Regions from separate parts of the Mus musculus genome. Here region 2 is linked to region 1. The links are chromatin loops, found by intact Hi-C in ENCODE. Cell type or tissue: left cerebral cortex. All regions are shown on one strand. Each heading gives the region's core, and the rest is flanking DNA. Links, peaks and the distances in the headings are about the cores only.

Evidence for each region. Hi-C counts contacts between places; a loop is a spot of excess contacts. Peaks named below come from ENCODE experiments on the same cell type or tissue, not always from the same donor. Only the 100,000 strongest peaks of a DNase experiment are listed, where the experiment ranks them.
Region 2: a loop joins it to region 1, with 2.5 times the contacts of the local background. A loop is called at or near these places in 2 of 42 quality-filtered maps.

What each region holds. Positions count from the first base shown.
Region 1 is chr3:82,189,707-82,192,637 of GRCm38, reverse strand. All of the region lies in intron 2 of Gm29921 (a long non-coding RNA gene), which reads left to right. Among named protein-coding and RNA genes, the nearest start is that of Gucy1a1, 45 kb to the right of the region's middle. In left cerebral cortex, for the core only: no CTCF peak of the experiment used is centred there; a DNase peak (open chromatin) is centred at 1,359.
Region 2 is chr3:82,314,723-82,317,653 of GRCm38, reverse strand. No RefSeq gene overlaps it. Among named protein-coding and RNA genes, the nearest start is that of Map9, 42 kb to the left of the region's middle. In left cerebral cortex, for the core only: no CTCF peak of the experiment used is centred there; DNase peaks (open chromatin) are centred at 347 and 1,707; H3K27ac peaks cover 497 bases.

The DNA.
Region 1 (2,931 bases), core at 279-2,778:
GACAAGAAGCATCTCTTCATCAATAAGAAAGTCAGTCCATGTGAAGAACAAAGCTCTAATACTCATACTGATAAACATAGCGAATCATAACACAATGTGGGTGTAATGCCATGACTGTGCCAAAACAAGCCATAGTGCACAGCTGAAGGAATACAACAGCACAGCAATGCCATCAATCTGAGCCTTGATCTGATACAGTGCAGTCAATCCTCCCAGCTTGGTTTTATCAGCTTATGGAATCAAGTTCTGTCCTTGTCCTAGACACTGAGTCAGGAAGATCTCTAGTTTACTGCTAGGCTGAACTACACAATGTGTCTCAAAACCATATGAAACATACCCATTTCACTGATAAAATGAGACATGTGTAAAATCACACAAATATTTATGATATGTTATGTACTTTAGTGATGTTTTACTTACTTTGTGAGTGTCTAAGCCTTTTGTAAAAACGAATAAATAACTTCCTTTGGGTTTGATAGCAATCTGTAGCAGAATTCCCAAATTGATGGAACAAAATAGGAAAAAACACTTGAAGCCATAAGTTATATTTAGGCCTTTGTCAAGCAGCCAGATTCCATGAGTTTTGCATTTCTGACCCTTTGCCATCTTCCCACATAATCAACCCTTTAACCCAGACTTGGATTAAAGGGAATAACAGTATTTTTTCCCTTGTCTGTTTAACTTGGCTTAACCTTTGGTAGAAACTCCTCTTTCCCACAGCCTAATTCCAAACAAATTGTCATGTTAACAATACCCTAACTGTGGTTAACTCAGTCTTTTTGCCAGTGAACTTGATGAAAGGCCAATAATTGGGTTCTACTTCCTTTTTAGGTGAGAAAGTAATTATACCTAAGATTTGACTTCTATTCTTATTGGTGAAGCTCCAGCTCTGCTACACTAAGACTGAAAAAAATATTTCTGTCTTGAGAAGTTAGGGGAAAAAACACAAAGAAACCACAAGGGAGATATTATCAAAAAGAGTTAGAAAACACATTTTGTTCCTTTTTTCTTCAGTACATAGCAAGGCATAAAAGAATGCTAGGAAACTTTATATAGGTTTCCTTCAAAAGTACAGATAAACCTTATAATTATGGAAGTTTTGGGTGGGAAGTTGGGATGGGCAAAACATACTGTTTTCTTTTTATTCCAAGCCACAGAAAGAAATATAAGAGTTTAAAGTACTGATTACTTTTTTATGAATCAAGAATGAAACAAAGAAATTAATACATCTGTGATGCTTTGGATAGAAAAATCAAGAAGAGGCTTGGATGGAAAAAGAGGAGAAAGAGGAGGATTGCCATATGGGACAGATTTCGGTCTTGCTTTATGTTGCTTATGTCATTGCTGGAGGAACAGTACCAAGGGCATTTTTAACAACATCTGCGGAGCTAGGATTGGAGCCCAGTGGTACATTGCCAGGCAAGTGCAAGTAAGACTCTGGGTTTGATTCCTATCACTGGAAAAAAAAAATCCTACAATGGAGCATGGAAGGATGGATGACAGATCTACCAGATACTTCACTGGGCTGCAGCTTCCCTGTGTCTTTGTCAGCATTTTCTATGTGGGGGTCGATGGGAAAGGCAGGTGACATAACATCTCCATAGTACAAGGGATGGGCTGTAGGGGCACCCTTATATAATTATATGCAATTCAGAGATGCTACTGGCTTACTAAGGGGCTTAAGAATTTGTTTAATTGGGCATTTCTCAACTTTATTTCAGTCAAGAATATTTCTCTCTACCCCTCTTCAAATACATGCATTGCCTCATATCTATGGTTGGTATGTCTTAAAAGTCTCTTAGGATTTTGGTAAATTCTAAGGAGAAATATATTAAGGAAATTGAAAGTCCCTGGAGGGATTCAATGGTTAATACTAGTGGTGAAGAGGAACATTTCAAAGGCTGAGCCTTTCAGAGGTAAAGATGGAATATATGGAACCTTAACTTTCATCCTTTATAGCACCCCATGCAGGAGGCGCTTCCTTCTCCACTATTAGGAGCACAATAGCAACCGAGTGAGCATGACTTCTGATCTTTGCTTGGGGAAGTCATCTAAATTTGTGAGCTTAAGAGGAAAGGGATTTAATTGGCCTTACAGTTCCAGAGGAATATGATCCATCATGGCAGAAAAGAACATGGCAGGAGATGGGAAGGTGGTTGGTCACATTGCATGACCTTTAATAGCCTGAAAGGAAGGGACTGGAGGGACAGAAAGTGAAATGGGCTATACAGGCTCAAGGCCCATACTCAACGACACATTTCTTCAGCAAACTTCACTGCCAGAAGGAACAACAGTTCAATGGCATGGACTTATTAGGGATACTTCATATTGAATCCACAAAACTACCCAATAGCCATCTGGGAAGAATACCTCTGGTTGCCCTTCTTTGCTTCCATTGCTAACTGTGATCACAAATGCAGGACTACTTGCCTATTTGCGTATTTTCTTTGTTGTTAAACCTTGTGATTGGAGAATACCTCTTCAAGGTACACATCCTTTCCTAGTCCTGTTTCTTCCTTTCTGTTGTTCTTGCTTTTATCTTCACTGACTTGGATGTTTCCACACTGATGAGTTCCTGTTATCTCAAACTCAGCTAGTTATTAAAAATGTAATTGAAAGTTTTATGCAGTACATTTTTATTATATTTCTGCCTTTCCCCTAACTCCTTAAATATTTTCCACTTCCCTATCTACCCAACTTCATGATTTTTTTCTTTGTCTCCAAGAAACAAAGCAGAACAAACCGAATAACATAACACTAAAACCAAAGCAGAAAAACAAATAAAAATAAAATAATAATAATAAATAGCATATGAAGCCCAAACAAAACAAAGCAAACAAGAATCACGTGCAAAAAACATGGAGTCTGTTTTTTTGTTGACCAACTAACTACTCCTGGGCACGGGCTCTGCCTTAGAGTGTGCTTGATACA
Region 2 (2,931 bases), core at 236-2,735, 130 kb before region 1:
TCTTATTATTTTAGGGGTACAAGTCACTTAAACCTGTGAAGATTCCTCCACAGCTTAATAATGAGAAGACATGATATTATATGTCTTTGGTTACAATGGGATACTTAGGCATAAAGCCAGCTCAGTTTCATTCTTTTAAAAACTATGCAAGTAAATTCTAGCTTCAAAACAACAACAACAAAACAAAACAAAACAAACAAACAAACAAAAACTCAATAATTGTATTCTTCCTAACTTTCCAATTAAATAAAATGAAATGTCTGAATACTTATACAGAAGACAAACAAAGCTGAGGGGGTTGGGTGTGGTGGAGCTAGGGATGTGTGGGCTCAAGAAAGTGATGAGTTTCTTAGGTTTCTGTTTTCCTCCTACAGCCAAGAGTCTGAATTGAGAAAGTCAGGAGCTACAGGAAGATAGATGATGGTGATGAATTTGTCTCTTCTATAAAACCTCATTCTTCATAGGCTAGAGATCAACAGCAGAGAATTCATCAGGGTAGAGAACCTTCTACAATGACTGCTCCAGGAAGGCACTGCAGAAGGACCTGCCCCACCACTGTGTCTGCAAGTGCAGTGTGGAGCAGATCCTCCCATCGTGCCATCTTAGAGGTTTCCCACGGGTAGACACAGAGAGATGATCACATGGGATTTCTTCATCCATGTACGCATCAGAAAACTGGTTCTAATTTAAAATGTAATGAAAGGGCAGCCAGATGGCTTACCACCAAGTCTGATAACCTCAGATTGATTTCTTGTCCCACATGGTTGGAGAAGAGAGCTGACTCCTACAAATTGTCCTCTTACTTCCACACACATGCCATAATGTGTGTGTGAGTGCAAGCACACACACACACACACACACACACACACACACACACACACACACATGTCCTTTTCAAATACCCTAAATCGCCCAAATTCTAGTTAACGGGATTTGTTTTATTCTTCTAAAAGTAGCAATTGAAAATAAGAACTTGGAGGAGAGCCAGCTAGAAAAACAAAGTAAAATTATCAGTTTTTTTCCCTGTAAGGAAAAATATTTAAGTACTTATCCCAAGATTAATCACAAAATATTTCACACGATTAATGGACTGATGTTAGTGGCACAGATGTTGCAGAGCTACCTCATTCCATAATACTAAAAGGAGGTCAGTCTATCCCTAGAGTAAGGTGGCCCAGGTGGCCTTCTAGAGCCAACAAAGTCAGAGCATTGATTACAGCACACAGATGTGTTTTAAGTCTCTCTCCTTTATTGCATTGTAATAGAAACTAAAATGGATCATTACAATTATTTTGTCACAGATAGAGTTTCAGGCTTCAAGAAGTATATGCAAAGCACATACATTCAAAGATCATTATAGTCATAATTCCATTTTAGAATAAATATGCCAAGATGGTCACTATTTAGCTAATCACATGTGAGTTAAAGGATGGGTTAAAAGAGGCATGAAAAATCTTCTTAAACTTATGATATACAAGTAGTTAGGTCTATTCTACAGATGTAAGTTATACTTGAAAACCACCGAGGTGGTTTTCTGTTTCTACCACTACAGCAAAATTCCCCGTGGAATTATGTGCAGTATTCATGGAAATGTGCAAACTGCCCCATGTTACTTTCATAACTCATGCTAAATATATATTTTGTTGACCAAAACTACACCCAACAATTACTCATATACACAGTTTCAATTTTACATAATAGCCCAAAGTAGAACAAAGTGTAGGAGGTGTAGGATGCCACTAAGAGATGATATAGAACAAAATAAACTGTCCACGCTCCCCGAACCCTACCAAAAGCAACACTAAACTTCAGTATGCTTCGTTATCTACACCACTCTCAAATGCAAGCTAAAAAGAGGTTCTAAAAACTAAAAAAAAAAAAAAAAAAAAAAGAGGTCATTTTATCCCTAGAGTAAGGTTTCCTAGGAGGCCTTCTATAACCAACAAAGTCAGCATTGATTACAGCATATAGATATGTTTTAAGTCTCTGTAACAGTTTTCTTTCTGTTTTAAAGTATGTATTCATGGACAAATATCACATACAATCTTGGGTTTGTTTTTTTTCCTATGTAATATAGTATAGCAGGACCATGTCCTTGTCAATCTTAGCATTCTGTACTTCAATTCTGTTTATTAAGACGTGTTCTGTCTACATGAGGAAATGCAGACAAACATACTAATCAGTGGAGATATCAGTCACTATTAGTCTCTAATATCACATATTAAAATTGAAAGATCTTCATAGTGTAGCAATATAGTTTTAAATGCTGAGTGCACAGTATTATGAAATGAATCACGGGAGAAAGCTTATCTAAAGTCCAATGCAGGACAGCAGATGTTTTTACTTTGCTTGTTTAGTGGCTCTACTACCCATTCTCAGCCGCAGTGTCTGTCTTTTCACAGGCCCAGAAACAATGGAGTGACAACCAACCTTGGCTTACGTCCCCTGCCTCTGTGACCCAAGATGAACTTTTCTACTTTTCAAGCTGATTCTGTGAGCCATTTGCTTCAGTGACAGAACATTATATGTATATGTGTATGTGTATGTATATATGATATATGTGTATATGATATATGTGTATATAATGTATATATATACTGCAGCATATCTACACTGTAGGGCATATTTTAATATCTCTTTAATAATATGTAGGATTAGTGATCAGGAAAAAGTGAGAAAAATACAGCCATTTCTTAATCTTTTTAAAGATAAACCATCTGTCTACATTTTTTAAAAAAGTAATTATATTTCTTTAAAAAAAAAGGGCCTAACACAAAGAAAAGGGGCCACAGTCATTGTATCCTCTTTTACCTTTTGTGTTTCAGCTGTTAGAGACTCTGTAGTCTCTCAACACTACCAAAGGCTGGTGACCCAGGCTGTAGCTACCAGCCTTTGGGCAACATTTAAGATCTAAGCTGAAACACATTCCTA